2 separate regions of the Homo sapiens genome follow, and region 2 is linked to region 1. A link is a loop called in an ENCODE intact Hi-C map of the cell type or tissue named here. Cell type or tissue: heart left ventricle. All regions are shown on one strand. Each heading gives the region's core, and the rest is flanking DNA. Links, peaks and the distances in the headings are about the cores only. Region 1 overlaps AGAP1 (ArfGAP with GTPase domain, ankyrin repeat and PH domain 1). Region 2 has its middle 180 kb from the start of SH3BP4.

What was found. A loop is a pair of places that touch in the nucleus more often than their neighbours do. Peaks named below come from ENCODE experiments on the same cell type or tissue, not always from the same donor. Only the 100,000 strongest peaks of a DNase experiment are listed, where the experiment ranks them.
Region 2: it touches region 1 in a loop (5-fold over the local background); 18 of 110 quality-filtered maps call a loop at or near these places.

Annotation. Positions count from the first base shown.
Region 1 is chr2:235,665,100-235,677,351 of GRCh38, forward strand. The region is part of intron 1 of AGAP1 (ArfGAP with GTPase domain, ankyrin repeat and PH domain 1); the gene reads left to right. Among named protein-coding and RNA genes, the nearest start is that of TNRC17, 150 kb to the left of the region's middle. In heart left ventricle, for the core only: a CTCF peak has its summit at 5,730; DNase peaks (open chromatin) are centred at 4,462 and 5,692; H3K4me3 peaks cover 3,692 bases; H3K27ac peaks cover 704 bases.
Region 2 is chr2:235,130,140-235,142,391 of GRCh38, forward strand. No RefSeq gene overlaps it. Among named protein-coding and RNA genes, the nearest start is that of SH3BP4, 180 kb to the left of the region's middle. RefSeq lists a silencer at 6,965-7,179. In heart left ventricle, for the core only: CTCF peaks have their summits at 6,015 (motif pointing right) and 6,215; a DNase peak (open chromatin) is centred at 6,012.

The DNA.
Region 1 (12,252 bases), core at 1,809-9,808:
GTGGTCCCAGCTATTCAGGAGGCAGGAGGATCACTTGAGCCCAGGAGTTCAAGGCTGTAGTGAGCTATGATCTTGCCACTGCACTCTAGCCTGTCTGTGTGGTGGTGTGTTCATACACAATAGACATCGCCAGTGTTCTGTTGGCAGGAATTGCTATCGTTGGTCCTTAAGGAAAAACACAGGAAGGATGCAGGTGCTCAGAGGACCTTCTGGGGTCTTTTTTCCTGCCAGATCAATGTTCCTGCCCTACAGACAGACCATACTTGTCCTTCCTCCACTAGCAGATAAGGGTCAAGTCCTCATCTCTTTTACAGTTCCACGTTTAACCTTCAGCTTTTAAAACGAGAGAAATAGGGTCCCCAGTGAGTTCAGCTGGAGTGTCCCAGGCAAAGGGATGCGTGCAGAATTTTCAGTTCCTAGAAGCTGAGCATCATGGCAAATCTTAGCTTAGAAACCATTCTACCATGACATTCTCAGATGAGAATTTGAGTCTTATGCTAAAAATATAAAAGTATTAATAAGACGTTACTGTCTTGGTAATTGCTTCTTCTTACATGTATCTGTCAGTCAACTGGCTACCAGAAAATAGCCTTTGATGTACCCACGGAGGGGCTCTTGGTGGGCTCCCGGGGTGGGCATGCTCAGGCCTGGGCAGTACCAGTGGTTGGCCAGTTTCTACCATCAGCAGACGCGGTTCTGCTAAGATACTGCAAACGTGATTACTGGCTGTCAGGTTCTGTTATTTGGAAAGCCAGCCTGTGTAGCAGATGGCTCTGCTGACTGGCTACCAGAAGTTTCCTTTAAATAAGGCTTATCAGCTCTAGCAACACTTGGAAATACTATTCTCCAGGAGAATGTTTGATTTATAGGTAGCTAGAAATGACCCGGGACAGAGGAGTCGTGAGACGGTGGCCAAAGCATCTCATAAACTTGGAACTAAGGGAGCGAAGCCAGCTGCTGAGGGTGATGAATGGGGGTTAGCTAGGGCTGGCACCTTTCCTGAACTCTCCTCTGCAGTCTTCCTCTCTCGCGCAGCATTAGTCCCTGCAGCACGGAGGCATTACCCGGCTGCTGTTTGGTTTTGAGGTAGCAGTGAAATCAACTACATGCTTTAAAAAAAAAAAAATGGTGATATGCTCCATGGCATGAAAAAATTCAAGAAATGGCAGTCTAGTGTTTAAAAAGCCACAGGAAAATAAAGCATAATGCCACCTGAACATATATAGTATTGTGATTTTTTTTTCCTCTTCAAAAAAGGCTGGTCTGGCTTTGTAGAAGGGGATTTAGATTTTGGAGTGACATGTCGGGAGCATGTGTCTTCTTTGCATCGGGAGAGCCCATCTCTCTAAGGCAGTGGGGAAAGGCAATTCTCTGTGACCAGGTTTTTCAGCACCCACAGTTGCACTTGACATGGCATCATTATGACTGGTGTGGAAAATAAGTGCTTCCTTCTGAGGTGGAAATGCTGAAAGATCACAAACACACTGGCTATGGCTGGAAGAGGTTCCCTGGAAGAGTCAGTGTCATCTAAGGTGGATGGAATGGATTCTTCTACTCCGCAGCCCGCATCTCATATGGCAAAGTGCAAAACCTGGGATGGATTCTCAACAAAGGTACAGTAATTGGGAGACACAAACAGTCCAGTGTTTTAGCCCTGAAGGAATACTACCTTATTTTTTACTTTGGGCTCTATGAATGCTTCAGATAACAAGCCAGATAGATTTACATACCTTAATTATGGACAAGCTACTTTCATATTAAAGTTCATCTCAGTATGTGAACATTGCCCTGGTCTCAAACAGTGAGAATTGACCTCCCCCTCCCACACCTGGCTAAGTTAGGAGCCCAGGGTTCTGGTCCCACCCTTGACAGTAGCAGAGATCTCTATCTTTCCACGTTGCTGTTTGTTTCTCAGCTTACAGACCTGGGTGACCTTTAAGTCTGTACAGCTGCAGTGATAAAATTTTAGACTTTTGCCATATTTTAGTGGTGTTCATCATTAAAGAGGCGGGATGGCCCTGTAGCTGTCTCTGGGATTATCGCGAAGCTTTTCTCTCCCTCGCTGTCTTTCTGTGGTAAAATCACGTAGCCTTAGCATTTTTCGGGAGTTGGGTCAATTCTTTGAGGACAGAACCCCTGCGTTGTCACTGTGTAGCATTGCAGTAGGTACTCAATATATATTCGATGAATAAATGAACCAATAGAAAACCGAGTAAGTCTGTGAAAGTTTGCTAAAAATGCTACCTGGAAATGTCAAGGTAACATTTACATTTGATTTGTGTGGAGTTCAGTAATATTCACATGTTTACTTTGGTCTTTGTTATCAACAAAGCAGAATGCTGATGCTTACTAAGACAAAAAAAAAATGAGCACAGGCAGTGTGACCCCCAAACCCCAGATTTCACCCTTACTGAGGAGCTGTGTAGCCCTGGGGAGGTGCCCTCTGTCTCCGAGCCTCTGCATCTCCCTAACCAGATGGGCGCTAGGCTGTCATTCTGAACCATTCTGACAGATGAATCCCGCCTGGCTGCTACTCTAGAAGTTGGGGGTTCTTGGTTCTTATCAAAGAGGGCTTCTTTAGCCTGGCGTGGTGGCTCACGCCTGTAATCCCAGCACTCTGGGAGGCTGAGGTGGGCAGATCATGAGGTCAGGAGTTCGAGACCAGCATGACCAACATGGTGAAACCCCATCTCTACTAAAAATACAAAAATTAGCCGGGACTGGTGGCGCGCACCTGTAATCCCAGCTACTCAGGAGGCTGAGACAGGAGAATCACTTGAACCCAGGAGGTGGAGGTTGCAGGAGCCGAGATCGTGCCATTGAGCTCCCGACTGGGCAAGAGCGAGTGAGCCTCTGTCTCAAAAAAAAAAAAAAAAAAAAAAAAAGTCTTCTTTATTGAAACTCAAAAGGTAAAATGATTCTGTCTTGGAGACCCCTCCTTACAATGAGGATGTAATCAGAGGTACCACATCCAGAGCCCTTAGAGTTTGAGTAGCAGGTAGGCTGAGGTATGACCCTGTGATGGTGAAAATCATGTTAAGGTCGAGGCCACAGAGGGTGCTCAGGTGTATTTTAAAGTATCCTTTCAAGATAAATAAAGTGAATCACCTAGCAGTCACTCTGACTTATTTCATTAAATCTGAATATTAAATTTAATGCTGTCATAAAATCTAGATTTCCTAGGCTATAACTTCTATAACTTCCTTCAAAAGAGAGCTTGCCCAATTCAGTTTTATGCCACTTCCAGTGTCGTGAACACAATAGGTACCCCCACAATAAGATTAAAGTAGGGAAAGCTGGCACCTGACAATCCCTGCCTGCAAATAGCAAATCCCAAAGTAATGCTTCCACCTGGCCTGGCCGCCAGCACCTTGCCCAGAAACAGCCTGTAGCAAGCTGTGGCATTTCTAGGCCTGGAGAAGGTCGTGTAAGCATGTGGTGTGATTAGGGGACATTGTATTTTTCCTTCTGAAACTTTTCATCAAGGAAACTCTGAAACAATACATCTGTGTTTAAGACAGCTTGAGGAACTGATAAGTTGATCATCTATGTCTAAATATTGTGGCCTCCGATAACATCCTAGACCAGTATCTATCAGCCCACCAGGTAGGAAATCGAGGATTTGATGGAAGAGAAGTTCAGTTTTCATTATTAATGGTGAATATTTAGCATGTACACAGAATGCCTGGCACATAGGATTTTAACCAATTTAATCTTCACAGGAATGCTCAAAGTTTAGGAGCTTTTATTGGCACCCCTGTTTTACAGGTGGAAAAGCAAGTGGTTTGTCAGTGAATAAGCCTGGCTTGCGGGCAGGCACGTCTGTCTGCTTGCTCTTAACCGCAGTATTCTCCTGTCTGTTGTCATGGGGAGCAAGTGCTTACCTGTAAGGAATCCTTCCCCACACATTGGTAAAATAACCCTACAAGATTATTTTAGAAGTTTTGCACAGAGGCAGTATCGTAGCCATGGAGGTTTATCTGGGGTGAGGTTATTGATAATTGAAAATGAAAACAATAAAGACAGAATTATGTTAGGAGACAGACTGTGGCCCTTCATTGGGATGGCATTGGTGTACACAGCACCCTCACAGTCACATCTCTTTGTTCTTGTCTTCCTGGAAGCCCACTTGTTCCTAGGTGAGGTTGGCGGTAACAGGTACCAAAGACTGTTTTTTAAACAAGTCACATGAGTTGCATCTTCGAGGCTGCATGGTTAGGAAAGATGCCTCATTTAAACGCGCAGCAGGTGAGACATGCCCCTCGTTTTGTTCTTGCAGGCCAAGCCCCAGAGTGGGCGTGGTTTTAGGGTGCAGGCTGGTGCTGGGCTGGGCCCCTCGGAGGCTCCGGTCCGCGCTGCGTCGATCCATCCCGGCGCTTGGGCCTGCACGCCGCCGCGCTCGCCGCCGCCGCCGCCGCCGCGCTCCCGGGACTCGGCCAGCCCGGCTGGGCGCGCGGCCCGCGGTCCCTTGCACGTCGGCCCCCGTCGCCCGCCCCGCCCCGGCGCGCGTTTCCATTTTAAACCGCCGCCCGCCGCCCGCCACCCGCCACCCTTCGGCCGCAGCCGGTGCAGCTGTCCGCGCGTCCCGGAGCCCAGGGAGTGGCGGAGGCTGCGGAACCGCCGAGCTGTGCAGCCGGAGCGGGAGGATGCGCACGGGCCCCGCGTCGTAGACAATGAAGCCGCGGGCGCCGCCGCCTGCCCTGGGCCCTGCGCACCGCGGCCGCACCTGCCGGCGAGAGCGCTCTAGCGCCTGACCGGCCGCCTCGCTTGGCCCCGCCGGCCCATGGCTCGGCGCCCCGGGCCCGGACCCCGGCACTCGGGCGGCGCGGCGCACGGGCCGGCGGGTGCCAGGGGCGCCGTCCCCGCAGCCTGAGTGCGGCCCTCGCGGTCAGCGGGGGGCGTGGGCCACACTCCCGGCCCGCCTGCCCTCCCCGCTTGGCCCGGCGCCCTCCCGGCCCGCGGGCTCGCTGGATGCGGCGGGGCCCCAGCGCGCGGGCGACATGTACTTGTTGGACGGCAGTGGCGAGCCCGCGTCGCCACCCGCGGACGCGATGCCGCGCGGGACGCCCCCCAGAAAGACTGTCTACCGCATCTCCGTGACCATGGTCAGGAAGGAGCAGCTGGCCGCGCCGGGCTCCGGCGGCCCGGACCCACGCCCGGTTCGGCGGCCCCGGCCCGCGCGCTCCCCGGACGCGCCCGGGAGGCTTGAGGAGGAGGCCGAGGAGGCGGAGGGCGCCGAGGAACCGGAGGGTCCCCGGCCGCGCGCTTGGGATTTCCGCACCTTCCGCACCCGCAGCACCGGGCAGCTGGAACTGGGGCGGCTCCGGCCGTGCGCACGCGGCCTGGAACCCGCGGACCTGGCCGGCAGCGCCCCGGCCGAGGAGGAGGGACGCGGCTCGCCCGCGTCCGGCAGCCCCGACGTGGAGGGGGCCCGGGCCGCGCCCCTGCGGCGGAGCCTGAGCTTCAGGCACTGGAGCGGGCCTGAGGCGCCGCAAGGCCGGACACTGGGCGGCGGAAGGCGCCACAGCAGCTCCGGGAGCCTGGCCTGGGCGCCGTGCGACGAGGCCGCGGCCGGGACCACCCTGGAGCCCGCGACCGCCACGCAGCCCGCCTCGGAGAAGCGCAACACCCTGGACGTGGGCGAGGTGCTCAGCAAGAACGACGCGCTCTCGGACCTGGAGCGTTGGGAACGCAGTAAGAGCAAGAACCGCACGCTGGACAACAGCGACCTGCAGCGGCTGGAGCGCGCGCGGGCGGCGGCCGGGGCCGGCGCGGCCTCGGAGCACCGGCTGCTGCGCTTCTTCAGCGGCATCTTCGCGCGCAGGGACGGGGGCCCGGGCGGCGGGCCCTCGCCACGGAGCGGAGCCTCGCGGCCACGCGGCTACTTCAGCCTGCGGCGGGCCCCGGCCGAAGCGCACTCGTCCAGCGCCGAGAGCATCGACGGCTCCCCGCGCAGAGGTGGGCAGCGTGGCCGGGGGTCCCGGGACGGGAAGGGGCGTGGTGGGGACTTGCCGGTTCCGCAGCGGCTATGGGACCCGCCCTCCCGGGTCGGGAGCCTGCACGTGGCCTCGAGGGATGCGAACTCGGGTACTGCGGTTTTCCCCAGCAGGGCGCAGCGGTCCTGGGTTTTCTGGCTGCCCCTGCGCCTGGCTGTGCGTGCTGGTGCCCCTCGGAGTCCACCACCTTCATCAAGGAGAGCTTGACCCGGGAGAGGTCGCCTTGCCAGCCGGCGCCGACCTCCTTCGCGTGCTCGCTGGGTCTTCTGCGGGAGCGGGCCCTGAGCTGGCTGCCCGCGACACCTGTGGGGCCGCCCCAGGGAGCCGAGGCTCGCCGGTCGCCGCCGCACAGGTGCGGCTGCCTGGATGGGAGAAGCCGGCATTCATCCTGGCGCCCCTCCCTGCCTCGAGTCGTCTCCCTGTTAGTGCTACCATCTGTCAGTGTTGTGATGTGGACTCAGCTGACTCCGTGGCCCTCGGTATTGAGCTGGCTGTAAGGACACCTCACTACAGTGGTGGGGCCTGGGGTGGGACGGAGGCCCCTCTCTCCACAGCTTTCCTGCCAGGTGGCATCTTAATGAGGAGAGCGAGTCTGGGACTGGATTCTGTTTCCTCATAATGTAGGCTAGCAAAAGGGCAGGAAAACCGCAGCCCTGCAGCCTGTTCTGAAACCTCAGGTCTGTGTTCCCTTAAGTCCTCAGACAGGGACTTTGCATGGAGGGATCTCCAGCCAGATATGTTATTCTCTGCAGGAATCAGTTAACCTTTTGGTAGCATTTCGGGGTCAGAGCCTCCAGAAACCTCAAAACACAGACTCCATCAACTGCGCATCACCCTGAGGGGGATTCTGGGGGTGGAAGTGGTGCTAGATTGCTACACCTTATTCTCCTGGGAGGGGGTTGTATGCCTGAAGATATTGTGGCCACAGACAAGAGGCCATGCATTTTTACCACCAAAAAAAAAAATATTATTCATCCTCTTATCTGAATTCTTTAACTTGGCTGGTACAGATAAAGGTAGTTGGAGAGTGGGCTTTTGATTTGCAGTTCAGACTGCTGTGTAACCCACCTCTGGAGAGGGTATTCATCCCAAGTGGACTTAACAGGTCAGCTGACTGCCCCTAGGGTTTATGTTAAAACCAACTCATGCAAATAAATGACTGTCCTTATGGAAATATTTTTAAGGTAAAGTGAAGATAAAATGGTCATGTTCTAATATGCTCCTAATGATCCTCAGAATGTGCTAGAGGATGGTTGAAACCAAGCAGTGGCATGTGCGGTAATGTTAAAATCTGACCTGTTTCACTAGTGAGGCTACACTGTTGCCACACTTATGTTTAGCTTGTCATGGCACATCTAGTTTTAACCTCCCTTGGAGCACTTACTTTAGAAGGCACTGTATTTAACTCCAACCATTATCCCATCCCTTCATGTATTCTCTTAAAATATGAGAACATGATGCGTGTTATTTTGTTAAAAGAATTGGTTTGCACGAAGTTGCTCCTGTCATCATTGGCTTTCAGAGGAAGTTAAGACCTGAAGGTCTCAGTTCTCTAATAGCAGGCTTGCATCTTTGCTCTGTGGACTTGGAAGAAAACAGTAATTAGCTGCCTCGGTTCCAGACAAGTTTGTATCAGAGAGAGAAAGAAAAACGCACAGACATGATTTAGAGAGAATGCATTTCATTGTGGTCCCTCTTGATACAAGTTAAAAGCATTTGGAGTTTGGATAGTTCCTCTCTGGTCAAATGGATTGATAGTAGATTTGGAGTAGTAAGGGTGTGAAGTGTGTTGGAATGTTTATAGTAATGCTCAGTTTGTTCCTTGTGGTCAGTCCTTCTCTGGGCGGAATTACTTTGGTCTGAGACATGATATTACCAGCATTGTGGGTTGTATAGAAAAACGGAAATTTAATGAACTACATTATAGCCATATGGTCAGAACTCTAGGGCCTCACTTTTTTCTGAAGTTCTAAGTAATCACATGCTCAAAAAAGCTACATCTTTCACCTGGATAAATTCTTTGCCTTTGGCTAAAATGTCTGACATGTCAATATTCTTAGGATTTTGGTGATGCCAGTGTCTGTTACAGGTAAAAGGTGTAGCCCCCATAGGTGTCACAACTTCTCATTTTATTACATTTTTCCAGTCTTTACATATTTGCTTCCTGTGACATAAATTATTCAGAATTTAGGTGCTGTTTAAGATTTTGAATTTAGGTGAGAATCTCTAAGGTAACAGTCAGATACAGTAGAGCCCAAGCTCAGTTTCCCTGTAAATGTCCATAGGATGCAAGTCCCCAAACCACTGGGGACAGGTGGGTTTGTAGGACTCGGAAATTTTGGATCTGAGGAAGGTAAAATGGTGTGTGTTATATAGAACGCTGCTTGTGAGATCGGGTGGCGCCCTTTAGTAACACACTAGTATTTTGCAGCAAAGCCTGAAATATCCATACTCAGTGAAATAAATAGTGATTAAAAATAGCCTCGTGCCAGTTAGAGTCTGGTTTTGCCACCAAAGTAATTTGCCAGCCATTTATGAAAAGAAGTTCCATTCTCAGACCTTTTTGGATTTCAGATTGACAGCTAAACTATCGTAGACCTGCAACGTGATAAGCATCATGAGAAGCACCACTGGCTTTCTGTACATTTTGGCCATAATGTTTTAAAATTTGGAGTCCTTGAAAATATAAAGGAAATTAGAAGTGACCTCAGCTGGTACAGGTTTTTCTTCCGTTAGAATCTTTTCATATTCTTTAAAAGAGCTAGTAAATTTTTGAATTGGCTACAGAAATCTAAAGACTAAGTAATTATTGCATTAGTCTATTTGGCTTAGAGTTAATTGCTTAGGCAAGGTATTTCCATTAGCACAGGGAAGCAAGATGGCTGGAGTCTTATTTTAAAGCACACACAGGCTCCTACATACGTGTACCTTTGGTTTGCCTGTATTCTGAACTGAAGGCATTAAGGATGAAAGGATTGGAGCACCTACCTTTTGTAGGATGATTCTCTTGTACTGTCTGGTCCTTGTTGGAACTTGTCTATTTAGGCTCTTCCTAGTTCTTCCCTCTAATGCAGAACAGTTGCCTCGGTGAGTTCAGGGCTGCTCCCTCTGTGTAAGGCTTGCAACTGATAGCAGCAAGCCAGCAGACATTCCAGAAAGACCCTGTGTCAGATCAAGGGCAGTTTCGTGTTAACTGATACACATGTGTTAGGGCAGAGTCCGTTGACTCAAGTATAATTTAATACAAGGAAAGATCAAATAATAAATGATAAATGACATTGTAGGGGGTCCCCTTGCAGCGCATGCTCTCTGCATCCCAGTGGATGCCGTCTGGGCCGGCCCTGGAACCAGCTGTGCTGTGAGTGAAGCCCACACTGGCTATGCCCATCCAGAACATTCGGTGTCTTTAGAGTGTTCTCTTGCTGTCTGGGAGGATTGATTACAGTAATAAAGTGATTCATTGATACCTCTTACTGAGGTTAGCTTTTAAAATTAGTAATTTACAACTGATTTTTGACAGCACATTTTATGAGTGGCTTTGTTCTTTAATTTCTGATTCCCTTGATTTGTATCAGTCAATTACTGTAGGGTGATAGACTTTTTTTTTTTTTTTTTGATGGAGTCTCACTCTGTTGCCAGGCTGGAGTGCAGTGAGCGATCTCAGCTCACTGCAACCTCCCCCTCCCAGGTTCAAGCAATTCTCCTCCCTCAGCCTCCCCAGTAGCTGGGACTAGAGGCGCATGCCACCGCACCCAGCTAATTTTTGTGTTTTTAGTAGAGAGAGGGTTTCACCATGTTGGCCAGGATGGTCTCCATCTCTTGACCTCTTGATCCACCCCCCTCGGTCTGGGATTACAGGCATGAGCCACCACACCTGTGGTTTTTTTATTTTATTATTTTATTATTTTTATTTTTTAAACCATTTATATTTTTATTTTTTAAACCATTTAAAACAAACAGCCTTCAGTGGAGAACGTGAGGACACAGCAATTAAATGAAATAAAATTACTGAAACAATTTGATAAAGTTTGATTTTTAAATTTGATTTGTTACTGAAAAGGACACTTTTTGTTGGTTGGTTGGTTGGTTGGTTGGTTTTTTTTTTTTTTTTTGAGACAGAGTCTCGCTCTGTCGCCCAGGCTGGAGTGCAGTGGCGCGATCTCAGCTCACTGCAACCTCTGCCTCCCGGGTTCATGCCATGCTCCTGCCTCAGCCTCTCCGAATAGCTGGGACTACAGGTGCCCGCCACCACGCCCGGCTAATTTATTTGTATTTTTAGTAGAGACGGGGTTTCACTGTGGTCTCAATCTCCTGACCTCGTGATACACCCGCCTCAGCCTCCCAAGGTGCTGGGATTACAAGCCTGAGCGACCGCGCCTGGCCTGAAAAGGACACTAGTAAGGAAACTATGTAATTCAGTGTTTCTCATTTGAAACATTTTGAACTGATTAGTCTTTTGTTATTAGAATTGATTATCTACAGTGTTTTGTTGTTACAATTGAACATTCCTAGAGTTTGCTTGCTTTTTGTAAATTACTCCAGATAGCAATTTAGGAAACTCCTCATTATTTTTGTTTAGGGCTAAAATGATTCTCCTGGAGACAGAGCAGTTGTACTTGGGGTACAAGGAAGAGCTGTGCTGAACGTCAGCCAGGGAACCTTCTAAGTCACCGCTGTGGGCTGTGTCCTGCTGTTTATTTCCTTAGGTTGGAGCCCAAGTTTCAGCATAGGTCACCTGTTAACATCTTTCTCTTTGATAAGTCATCAAAGAGACTTGGGCTGGAATATCCTGCCACCAGGGGGAATGTTCAAAAGTACATCTGCTCCAGAGGTCCTCCAGTGTTGACAGGCACATTGTAGCAAATTATTGGGTTATACAGTTAACAAATACCTTTTGTTTGGAGCTGTAAGACCCAATTATAAAGCACTAGTAGTTTTTGTCTTTTTAATGCATTAACAAACATATATTGCATGTTTATGGTGTGTTCTGCATTCACTAGGCAGTGGAAGCTGGAGCTAACTAGAGCACAGTTCCTGTCTTCAGAGGTCAGTAGCATACTGGAGGAGATGGAAAAGATTGAATGAATCACAGCCTCATGGGGTACTTGAGGGATGATATGACTATTTCTCTGCATAGCATATCTCCATTAGAGCACTAGTCCACTGTGTAACAATAACCTTGCATACATGCCTGCCACTTCTAACTAGTGAGTCCTTCCTGGGCATGAAGCACGTATCATTCCTCTGTGTACTGCAGAGTTGTAGACACTGTGCTTGACACATAGATTTTAGTAAATGTTTATGGGTGGAACTAATGAGAGAACTAGAAGAGGGAGTGAATTGAATGTTCTTGAGTTAATGGGAAGGAGTTAATGAAGGCCTCACAGAGGGGCAAATGAGCTGGATCTTGTAGGATCTGTAGGAGTTTACCAGGTAGAGAAGAGTGACTCCACCAGCAAGGTGTTTGGGATTTCTATAGTTAATTGTTAAGAATTTATTCCTGTTCCCCAGATCCTTATGACTAATGCCAACACTAAACATAAAACAGGATGTTACTCTTTCTACAATGAGCTTTGGTGTTTTTGTTTTTGAAAAATATTTTCGGTATATGGTTTTTGTTTCTGATAGGAATTCTCCTTTAGGCTATTGTCAATTTGTTTTCCTGTAATGATTTGAAACAATTATATTAACTTAAAATGATGTCACAATGAGTGAAATAATGAAAAAAAGTTATAGTTATTGAGGGTAGTCTCATGATGAGATAAAGTGCATACAGCTGCACTCATGTCGCCAGGTGATTAAGAACAGAATTGGTATTAAGGTCAACGGATTAGCAAAAAGGGAGGAGATTATTGTCTTTTCATTATTTTGAAAGAAGTACCATCTGCCCTTGATTGTTTTGGTTTAGGTTTTATTCAGCCCAAATTAGAATCCGCTGTGGTGTTGATTGTTCCTTGTTGGTGATAGCCCTAGAACTGTGTTTCCCATCGTTGATACTTGCATTCACGTTTGCTAGTTCTCTCTTCTCCTGTGAAGACATGAACGTAGCTGCTCCTTTAATTACATTTAGCTAGTTTTAATTCAGAGATGGCTATTGGCCCTTTGTTTTCTTACCATCTTTTATTGTGTTCATTTTCCTAGTTGATTTTTAATGGTGACATCACTAACAGCTCTAAAGACTCAAAGCTTACCAGACAGCACGCTTCCCTGGGTCAGAAGATGAGAGTCCTCTCCTCTCTCATTCAGTACCAGGGTG
Region 2 (12,252 bases), core at 1,504-9,503, 540 kb before region 1:
AATAAAACATTTAATGTATTTATGTATTTTTTATGATTCTCTACTATCGGTTTTTTGATTAACCAACCAAGTAATCATTCTCGCTGTTCAGCTAAGAGGGCATCTACTGCATATGTGTGAATATCAGTCCATCTATAGAAAAGATTGATGGGATGTATTCCAAAATGCTACCATACTTCTAGCTCTATGAAAGAATTGTAAATAGTTATAATATCTTCTTGTAGCTTTTGTCTATTTGACACATTTTTATGGTAAATTTGTATTATTCTTGTGATCGGAGGGGTAATTATTTATTTATTTATTTGTTTATTTATTTTATTTTATTTTTTTTTTTTTGAGACAGAGTTTTACTCCTATCGCCTAAGCTGGAGCACAATGGTGCCATCTCAGCTCACTGCAACCTCTGGCTCCTGGGCTTAAATGATCCTCCCACCTCAGCCTCCTGGGTAGCTGGAACTACAGGTGCTCACACCACCGTACCTAGCTAATTTTTGTATTTTTTGTAGAGGCGGGGTTTCTTCAGGTTGCCCAGGCTGGTCTCAAACTCCCAAGCTCAAGTGATCCTCCCACCTTGGCCTCCCAAAGTGCTGGAATTACAGGCATGAGCCCTGCCAGAGGGGCAATTTTTAAAATAGAAGAAAAAAAGAAATACCAATAGAATTAGAAGGAAGAACTGATAGATAAAAGCAGTAACAATGCACAGCACTTAATAGATCTTTAAAGTACTTTTATTTGATAGTCACCAAAGCCTCTAGTATAGGTCAGTCCTGAAAATCATTCTCTCTCTCTCTCTCTTTAACAGATGCAAAAATAAAATCTGAAAAGTTGAGGAACCAGACCAAGGTCCTCAAGCCGTGTTTTAGTTATCTCTTACCCCATAGCAAACCACCTCAAAACTTAGTGGCTTAAAACAACAATTGATTATTACTTCTCAGGGTTCTGTGGATTGACTGGGCTCAGCTGCACCCACTTGGGTCTCTCATGAAGCTGCAGCCACTTGTTGGCTGGGGCTGGGCCACCTGAAGGCCCACTGGGCTGGCCTTCAAGATGGTGCACTCACGAGTCTAGTGTTACCAGGGCAGCCCTAGAGAAAGAGCTGAAAAAGCTCATTATTTTCATATCCAGTCTTTTTCTAGTCTCTTTATCTATAGGTGCTCCTGCTTAAAGATCTCCAGCTGGCCTAGAACACTGCAGGAACTTCGTAGTCTTTTGCCAAATACCAGAGGAAGAAAAGGCCTGCAAGAAGCCGGTGCAAATCAGAACCGACAACCCCTTATTACCTTTAGATCATTAATATATGATGATGAGGCTAGGATCCCCAACCCTAAAAGGAAATCACTGCCATTTTCTGTTTGCGTGACATATGAAGGCGCGTGTTTATGACCTGCGCCTGCGCGATGGAGTTCCTCCCTGCACGTGTTTGCCTACCTCCCTGCCCCACATCGAATGCCTTAAATTTCCCCAGCTTCCTACAGCCTGGGCAGAAGGAGCTCTCCTTCTCCTTTCCTGGCCACTGAATAAACTCTGCTTGCCTTTTTTTACAATTGGGTGTTCTTTCTTTGTAACCAATACAAAGTAGGGAAAGAACTGTTTCCTGGTGACACTGGCAGTTGATGCTGGCTGTGTCCTGGGAGCTCGGCTTGGGCCCCGGAGCAGAGTGCTTGCACGAGGTTCCCTCTTGGCATGGAGGCTCGGTTCTTAAGAGGATACTACCAAGAGTGAGCCTTCCGAGAGCCATGGGCAAAAGCTATGAGTCTTCTGAACTGTTCTCCCAACTTCCAGAGCATCCTTTCCACCACGTTCTACTGGCCAAGCAGTCACTAAGACCAGCCTGGATTCAAGGGAAGGGGACTTAAGCCCTCCTGTTGACGGGGTATGTCAACATCACAACACAGAAGAGCCTGTGGAATGAGATTTTGCTGGGGCCGTCTTTGGACAAAAGAATCTGCCCCAGTCGCATAGCTAAAGATTGCAGGGAATAGGATGACGCTGGTGTTCTTTTTACTGGAAAATGCCACCTCTTAATGAGGTTTACAGATACAAATTGTATCACAGTGTCTGAAATGATATGTATCTGGTAATAATGTCATTAAAAATGAAGAATATGTGAAGGCAGTTGCATTTTCTAATGTGGCATCAAGACTGGTATTTTGAAAGTTCTAAAGCCAGGCTGGGTGCAGTGGCTCATGCCTGTATCCCAGCACTTTGGGAAGCTGAGGTGGGTGGATCACCTGAGGTCAGGAGTTCGAGACAAGCCTGGCCAACATGGTGAAATCCCATCTCTACTAAAAATACAAAAATTAGCCAGGCAGGGTGACGCATGCCTGTAATCCCAGCTACTTGGGAGGCTGAGGCACGAAAATCACTTGAATCCGAGAGGCAGAGGATGCAGTGAGCAGAGATCGCACCACTGAACTCCAGCCTGCATGACAGAACAAGAGTCTGTCTCAAAAATAATAATAATAAATTTAAAAAAATAAAATAAAAGTTCTAAAGCCAGTTGGAGTTTACTAACTGCTTCAAATATGCCTGTTATTTCTTCTCTTCCTATGGAGGGCGCAGGGGGGAAAAAGAACAAAATACGCATGTTACTTAACAAGGGCTCAGATGGGACTATTAATTCACAGTTCAATGCTCTTCTTAGAGTGGAAGTTGATATGTTTTTGTTGCTCATTGGTTATTGGATAAAGCTATTTTCCCAGGCATAAAAAGAAGACTTAGTAACAGCTTTCTTTATTAAAATTGTGAATTGCTCAAAGCAGCTTCCTGTCCTCCAGGAAATCTAAAACAAAACACTGAGAGATTTTATAGCCTCCTTCCTTTCCCCTAGAGTCCACAAGAACTATTTTCTTCCCTTCTATCTCTTTTATTTTCCCAGACTGTAATTTCTGTGGAGAGAGCCCAGTTCATTGGAAGTTTCTGGAAGGCGGAGATGCCAGAGTGTGGCAACATCATTCCAAGGGCCATCACTGGTGCTCAAGAAGTCATGGGCCTCGGGCCACTGAGTACCTTTGACTTTAAAGAGACGTGGTTTCTGGGCACGGTGGCTCACACCTGTAATCTCAGAACTTTGGGAGGCCAAGGCAGGTGGATCACTTGAGCCCAGGGGTATGAGACCAGCCTAGGCATCATGGTAAAACCTTGTCTATACAAAAAAATTCAAACATTAGCCAGGTATGGTGGTGTGCACGTTTAGTCCCAGCTACTCAGGAGGCTGAGGCAGGAGGATCAAATGAGCCTGGGAGGTCAAGGCTGCAGTGAGCTGTGATGGCACCACTGCACTCCAGCCAGGGTGACAGAGGGAGTCCTGGTCACACACACACACACACACACACACAAAGACATGATCTATTTGATTTTGTTCCTTCTGAGTCTTAACTCAATGAAAGGCCATTTTAAGTGAGCAAAATGAGAATCTTTTTATAGATGATGCCAGTAATAAACATTACTAGTTATTTGTCATATTTGAAATGATGCTCAGTTCATTTTACTCATTACTGTTCATGGCGATTACTGAATACTAGCTTTGCTAATTACTTTTATTAATTGTCATTAGAATTAGAATTTCACTGTGGCTTAAATTCAAACCATGCTTGACAAATAGTTTGACAAATAGTTGCTTGACAAATAGTTGGAAGACTTCCTCTCCCCCAACGATGGCTTTGCCAGAGCTGCAATCATGGTGTCCTCAGCTGGCCTGCCAAGGGCAGCCTCTGTCCTTCCCCCTAACCAGCTCTGTCCTTCTGCACATCATGAATCCATGGAAAGCTCAGAGATGTGTAGGAATGAGCAGGAAGTGTCAGGAAGCAGGGTGGCCCTAACTGCTAGGAAATGGGGCTTAACAGGAGGAAGCGGTTGGCCTGAGCAGGTTTCCTTTTTAGGTGGGGGAGGGAGGGAAGGATAAGAAACTGAGATCACAGCGGGAGCTGTGGGGAGCCAGAAGGGTCCTAGAGGGAGGGCAGAGACTATTGGTGGGAAATGATGATGATACAGACTGGGCTTCCTGGGGCTCCAGGAGTGCAGCTATGCCTCCAGCACTGTCCTAGCAGTGTGGGGAGCTCAGAGTCAAGCCCAAGCTGTGGTTTGGGAGCTCCTTTCAGCAGCAGCTCTCTCTCACTAATGTCCCTGTGGTCTGCAACTGCTTTTCCTGGCTTGCTTTGATTGATTTTTTTAGCGTGTTCCTTCCCTGATGCTTGTATACCTCTTTTTGGTCTCTTTTCCCTCTTGTACCTCCTTTGTTTCTGAGCTCTCAAAAAAACTGCCATTAAAGATGACTTTCTGCTGACATTTTTCTGGATGCAGTATATACCTATAGAGCAAAAAAGATTGCAGCTCTTTTGAAAAAAGCAAGCATGTTTCTTGCTTAAATAGCCAGTGCCTGGACACATAACAATTTCTCTAGAAGTAGATTGCAAATGACTGAATTGATTAGTTCCTATAAGCCGCTTAGCCCTGTGGTGCATAATGTTACTGGGATCTTATTGCTTTAGGGGGTTGACTTTGTAATTTGTGACTTGTTCTTTGCTGCAGGCTTTGCTGCTGGAATACAAATGAGGCCATATTGACATTTATGCCCAGACTCAAAGGCCCCCACCGGCTCTTCTGAAATGGATCCAAACTTTTTCTGAATACTTTTTTGCTCAGGCATTCCTAAATAAGCCTAGAGGTGCTTGTACACGTTCACGAATCAGTCCAGCATCTGAGCTGTCTGATAGGTGCCTGTTCCCTTCACTGGTAGAATAGACCATCCCCTTTGTATCTAGACTATGATGATTCCTCAAGAGAAGGAGGATATGGAATCAGGAGTATCCCACAGAAAAGCTGCCTGGACCCCAAGTGTAACATCTTACAACTCACCCTTGGATAAGCCCCTTCCAATTCACCCCTGGACAAGCCCCTTCCAATTCACACTTGGGTGAGCCTCTTCCAATTCACCCTTGGACAAGCCCCTTCCAGTTCACCCTCGGACAGGCCCCTTCCAGTTCACCCTCGGACAGGCCCCTTCCAGTTCACCCTCAGACAGGCCCCTTCCAATTCACCCTTGGACAGGCCCCTTCCAGTTCACCCTCGGACAAGCCTCCTTTCAATTAACACTTGGATGAGCCTCTTTCAATTCACACTTGGACAAGCTCCTTCCAATTCACCCTTGGACAAGGTCATTCCAATCCACTCCTGGAGAAGCCTCCTTCCAATTCACACTTGAGTGAGCCTCTTTCAATTCACCCTTGGACAAGTCCTTTCCAGTTCACACTTGGACAAGCATCTTTCCAGTTCACACTTGGGTGAGCCTCTTCCAATTCACCCTTGGACAAGCCCATTCCAATTCACCCTTGGACACACACCCTTCCAATTCACACCTGGGTGAGCTCTTTCAATCCTTGGACAAGCCCCTTCCAATTCATTCATGGGGAGCCTCTTCCAATTCACTCTTGGATAAACCTTTTCCAATTCACCCTTGGACAGCCCTCCTCCAATTCACTCTTGAAGATATTCTTTCAGTTTACACTCGGGGAGGCCTCTTTCACCAGACACAAATGGTACCAGGGTTGCTGCATCCAAATGGTGTCCCTTATCACCACTCAGCTGACCCGGAGCCAGCCTTTAGACGGTGGTGTGAACCTTCAGTGCTCATGGTTCCAGTCTCCCCCATTTCTTGAGGTGGATTTCCTCTCAGGATTCCAGGGTCCTTCCTTTCAATTCATCACATTAGAGATACCCCAACCCCTCAGGCATAGTTTCATATTTCTGAGCCTGAGGTAAAGGGAGGCAGGGTCTTTGTCCCCTTTCTTTCTGAGGGTAATCTATCCCTCTCTATATAAAAATAATTGGAGCAACTCTGCAGCATCTGAGCCCCAAAACCGGATCGTGGAGGGAGACACAGCGTCGGACTCCACAAGGCAGTAGGCGAACACCGCACCTCGAGTCCATCTGCGTTGCTGCTTGAGGGTATGGACGATGTGCGGGATGGAGGCCCAGAGCTGTTCATCCCTGCAACCAATGTTCACGCAACCACCAGGGGGCGAAAGGACTCTAACCCCACACGTAGTGAGTGGTTCCCACGCCACGTTCCAGTAGGAGAAATGAAGTTCCCGGGGACGGAAGAAGATGGCAGTCACCTGGTGTGCCCAGCATGTTTGACCCCCCGAGCAGCTTATGTTTCAACACCTCTCTCTATATAAGATAGGATTACTTGCTATGGTGATTATAAAATGAAACAAATAATAGTGATGGCCAGAAAGGAAACATTACCAGTGAAAATTTTTCTTTTATTGAATTTCATAAATATAATTAAAAAAACAAATGAATAAAAATAAAGCAAACATCATAATACAAAAAAGGAAATAAGGCCTGGTTTTTTTCCCAAGAGTCTAAAAATCTACATCTTGGTTTCAACTTTGACGCCTTGGTAACAGTTTGGTGTAATATTTTGTGCAAATAATTGTCCAGTAACCAATAAGTAGATGTTAATCAAACTGAATCATCTACAGAAGATACGGTTTAGGCAACTACTAAATCATTTCATTTTTGTAAATTTTATTTGCTCGATTTACTTTTGTTTTAAAACAATTGACAATGACTACAGAATACACTTCATTTTCAAGATATTATTTAAATTCCACCAATAGTTGACATATGAAGTAAACCAAATAAAAATATTACACCTCCAAAGTGTCACTGTCTCACCGCTCTAAATTGTAAACAAAAGTTAAAACTTCAGCTGGGCACACAACGTGAAAGAGGGGGTCTGTTGTTGTTGCTGCTTTTGTTTTTAAACACAGGGTCTTGCTCTGTCGCTCAGGCTGAAGTGCAGTGGCATGATCTTAGCTCAGTGCAGCCTCAAACTCCTGGACTCAAGTGAGTCTTCCCCTTCAGCCTCCTGAATAACTAGGATTACAGACGCATGCCACCACACCTGGTCAATTTTTAGAAATTTTTTTGGTAGAGATTGGGGTCTCAATATATTGCTGAGGCTGGTCATGAACTCCTGGCTGGTCATGTACTCCTGGTCTCAAGCAATCCTCCTGTCTTGGCCTCCCAAAGTGCTGGAATTACAGGCATGAGCCACCAGCATTCTGGTTCTTGGTCTTTGCTTCTCCATGCTGCCACAACTGGTTGCAAATCCCCTGTTAGAGGGGTTATGCATAGACTGGAGTGGGAGATCCAAACTGCACCCCACAGCCTTATCAAACCCCATCCACATAACAGGGAGTTCTCTGAATTACCTTCCATGCAGAATACAATGTTTAGTAAAGTGAGTAGTAACAAAGGTGCTCTGCTGAAGCTTACATATATATCATTAAAACAGTGACTACAGCAGTTGTTTTTGACTGAGACCAAAAATAAATAAATAAACAAATAGAAAACAAGATTCTTTTTCACGTGGGAGTATTTTTTATTATTGACATTGTTTAGGATTGCTGGCATATGATGATAATAAAAAGCAGTTGGATTTTAGTTGTTTTTATTTTTCTTGTTCAACATACTTCAGACAATGCCAACACCCCCACTGTCATCTGCACCCGGGCAAACCCACCCACTGCCTTGAGAATCTGGCTGCCTGCTTTGTAGAAACAAATAAATAAGTCAACAACATGAGCCCTGCCTGCAGGATCTGGTTATGAAGAAGGGTTCCTTCTTAGTATCCTGCCTCAAGGAGGCCTGTTTTTTTTCCTAAATATTGGGGTCTGAAAATCTCTGAACCTTCCAGGGATAATACCACAGGCCATTGGCCCCAAAGTGGTTGCCATGGCTCCTGAAATCAACCCAGTCATTCCTGTGACAGGTCATCAGAACAGGCTTCAGGATGGCTAGCTTGTGAGCTTTCTGCAGTTGCTGAAAGGCCTCATGTGACTAAACTGAACTATTCACCCCTCTCTGTCTCCCCAGGCCAGGTATCCACAGCTACCAGAAGCCTAGCTCTCATCCACACCTCCATGGTCTTTCCAACACCCTGAAATCGTACATGAAAATCAGCCTAAATACAAGTAATCATTCATGGCATATTGAATTTTTGGGGGACTGAAATTAACTATAAACTGGATTACATTGTTCTAATTTGGGAGATAGAAATAAACACTTAAGATGGAGCTTTCGAATCAAAGTTATTATTTTTCAAAAATGGCCCTAGAGTCCTATGGTAAACAGAATAATAGCCCCCACCTGCAAAGACATCCGCATCCTAATCCCCGGAACTTGTGAATATGGTACAGTGCCGAGCTGGATTTGGGGGGAAAAGTCCAGCACCAGTAGCTGAGACCCATCAGCAATGGGCAGGGATGAGGAGGCCCCAGGAGCAGGGAGCCCAGACCCCAGAAACAGCTACATCCCTAGGGCCTTAACTGTGATTGGTGTCACCAGGGGCTCTGGGTCCTTCCGAAGTCACAGCATAGTGGGTGAGCTGGGTGGGAGGATCTCTCATCTAAGCCACCGACTCGTCACTGTGACTGACCAGCGCCCGGGCAATGGAATTTTCTCATCCGCTGGCAGTCTGCAGAGTCCCCAGTGGCAGGGACGGAGAGGAAACTTGATCTACATGAAGTGTGAGTCCACGGTCGGTTCAGAGATTCTTTTGACTTTCCAGGATAATATTTTATACTAAGGGTTGGACTTGCATCTGCTGCTCATTGCTGCTGTCACAAACTACCAAAAACCTAATGGCTTACAACAGTGGAAACTTATCTCATGCTGAAGTCAGAAGCCTGACACGGGTCTTACAGGCTAGAATCAAAGTGTCGGCAGAGCTGCGTTCCTTCCCAGGGCTCCAGGGACAATTCGTTCTTGCATCTTCTGGCATCTAGAAGGCACCTGCATTCTTTGGCTCATGGTCCCTTTCTCCATTTCAAAGTGTGTCCTCGCATTGCCCTCTCTGACTCTGACCTGCCTCTCTCTTATAAAAACCCCGTGATGGGCCTGGCGCGGTGGCTCACACCTATAATCCCAGCACTTTGGGAGGTCAAGGAGGGTGGATCACGAGGTCAGGAGATCGAGACCATCCTGGCCAATGTGGTGAAACCTCGTTTCTACTAAAATATAAAAAATTAGTTGGGTGTGGGGACGCACGCCTGTAGTCCCAGCTACTCGGGAGGCTGAGGCAGGAGAATTGCTTTAACCAGGGAAGCAGAGGGTGCAGTGAGCCAGGGTCAGGCCACTGCACTCCAGCCTGGGTGACAGAGCAAGACTCTGTCTCAAATAAATAAATAAACAAATAAATAAATAAAACCCTGTGATAACGTTGGGCTCGCTCACCTATTCCAGGGTCACCTCCTCTTCTCAAGATCCTTAGCTGAATTACATCTGCAAAATGCAAAATGTAAAGTCAGATGTTCAGAGATTAGATGTCAGGGATTAGGATGTGAACATTTGGGGGGTGGGTGTGGTTATTCTGCCTATCGCTGGACTCTCCTGCCATTTTTGAAAAATACTTTTAAAATATTAGATTTGACCTGTTCATTTCTCTGTCTTCTAAATTAGAACAATTTGTTCCAGTTTATGTTTGGCTTAAGTCCCAAAGAAATTCAATATGAAACCAATAATTGCTGGTTATTAGCCTAATTTATCATTTGGGACTTGGCTGTACTTATTCATCAAACTAAAAGATGGTGGTGAATTCATTAATAATTTTTACTTAGAGTGTGTGTAGGTCTTTAAAAATGATTTGAGGTTGTTTACAAACTTAAAATAGAATGAATACAATCAAAACCCAAAATGACTCGAAGAGACAAGCAGATTTTACCAGGTACCTCATCTACAGACTGGGAACATCACCTCAAGGCAGTTTGGTTGGTTGGTTGTTGCAGTTTCTGTTCAAAGATGAACCCACTGTGCTTCCTGGTCATGTTGTCTGACAAGCAAAAGTACACACGGGGTTGGAAAGAAAACCGATGCCCAGACCTGGAGTTCGGGGAGGCATCTGTATGCGGAGACCTGAGTTGGGGGAGGCACCTGTATGTGGAGGCCAGGGTTGGGGGAAGTATCTGTGTGCACAGGCCTGGGTTGGGGGAGGTATCTGTATGTGAGGGCACCGAGACCCAGGTTCTCTGCTAATGTGCTGTCAGCTTCTAGTCCTGAGCCTGACTATATGAGGCCAGGCCTATCGGCAGATAAGCCAACCTTGTCTTATCTCGTCTTCCTCCCCGCTGCTCCCAACTCTAACCCCCTATCTTCCTCTCAGCTCCCTTCTGAAGGCTGTCTCAGATCCCTCCTGGTAACACAGTCTCCGTCGACCCCCCTGAACCCACTCTTTTCTAATGTGACAAACCAATGTGCCACGTGATCCTGCCCGCCTCGCCAGGACTGAAGCTCCTAAACACCTCCAGCACCTGCTCCACTCTCTCTATTAGAGGATTTTGTTCTGCCAGAGCTCCTGCCTGGGGTTGCAGACGGGGTGCGAGAGATCAGCCTGCTCCTGGCTTAATGCACATTCCAGATTCCTCCCCTTTGAGCCCCATGCTGCCAGCCACCATCCAACACCCATGGGCAGCTCACACTGAAGCACAGAGTGGGAGCCTCATGCCATAGGCCCTACCCTTCTGCCTCCCTCTGCCCATGCTGCTCGGTCCCAGCGTTGGCCCCAGCCCTGTTCCTGCTCCCCGTCCTGCCAGCCCAGCTCCTCACCCTTTGCTCGACTGCAGAGATTCCTGGCCCCACATCCTCCCTGTCTTTGGACGCCCAGCAGCTCGCATCACATCTCCCACACTGATGCTGAATGGGGCTGCAGGAACTCAGCCCAGCACCACAGACCCCTGGTCTCCAACTCCATATGTGGCTCAGGCCTCTCAGCAGCTTACACACCAGTGTCCACCCCTCCCCAAGTAGCTCCCATGGTTCCAGACCTCCCCTTCTCTCCCCATGCGCCAACCCCGCGTCCCCTTCCCAGCTCTCCCTGAAGACCCCAATCCAACTTCACAGAGCAAAGCAAGATGACAGAGGATCCTCTCCTTCCATCCTAAGAGGCCTTTGCATCTGGCCAAAAAGCTCAGCCTTCTCCTCTTCACAATTAGGAGTTACCCAGGACATTGCCCATTGCCCGGAGTGGGTAGAGAGGCCTGGGGATGCTGGAATGGGCAGAGCCTGCTGACATCTTACACACAGGGGACTTTGAGAGGTCTCCAGGCCTGGAAATTACTCTGAGCAGCGAAATTCGGGGGAATTAATTAACACTAGGATCAGGAGGAACTGGACGAAGAGCCTAAGTCACCCTTTATAGGGTTTTTTTTTTAAATTTTATTATTATTTTTTTCATTTAGTTGTTCTATTCTCAACATTTCACATGCCCAGAGATTGAAAGGGGGAATTGTTCTGCAAAGTTCATTCTAGACAATGGTGATCCTCTTCACCGCCATTTCCTATTTCCCGGGGCCAGCTGCCTTCACCAACAGCTGCAGATTCTCTTGGTATCTACCTGCAAGTCTGAGATCACACCGCAGCGCTGGATGTAGCAATCCTGGTCCTTATCTAGCGATGCAGCCACAGTGCCTGAGGACATGGCTCTGTTTTACTCCTTTGACTCCACAACGCACCTGAGCTGTGTCCTGCCCTCCACCTCCCGATTAGGTGATATAGTAACTTCAGTGAGATCAACAGTCAGTGCTTACATTCATCTAAACTCGTAAATGCGATGCCCAGCTGTGATGGTTAGTTTTACGTGTCCATGTGGCTAGGCTCTAGTGCCCAGCTATTAATTCAGATGCCAACCTGGGGGTTGCTGTGAAGGTGTTTTGTACAAACGGCTAATGTCTACAATCATTGACTTTAATCAAAGGAGAGGATCCTAAGCCTTGTGGGTGGGCCCCACCCAATCAGTTGAAAGACCTTACGTACAAAACTGAGGTTTCCTTGAGGAGGAAGAAATTCTGCCTCCACATGTCAGTGTCAGCTCTTGGCTGAGAGTTTCCAGCCTGCCAGCTGCCCTACAGATTTTGGACTTGCTAACCCCACAATTACATCAGCCCATTCCTTGAAATAACTCTTTTTATGTTATGTATGCATACATACATATGTGTGTGTATGTATGTGTGCATGTGTATATATATATGTGTGTGTGTGTGTGTGTGTGTGTGTGTGTGTGTGTGTATGGCTAACATGTTCCACAGGTTTGGTTTCTCTGGAGAGCCTTGATTAATATATCAGCTAAGCCTGGAATATATAAGCTTTCTACATCCTTCTGTTTTTCTAGGAGTTAATGATGGTCTTGGTTTTTATTTGCCTAGTTTCCAACGTAGTTAACAGTGATTTATCCCCAAATGTCCCATC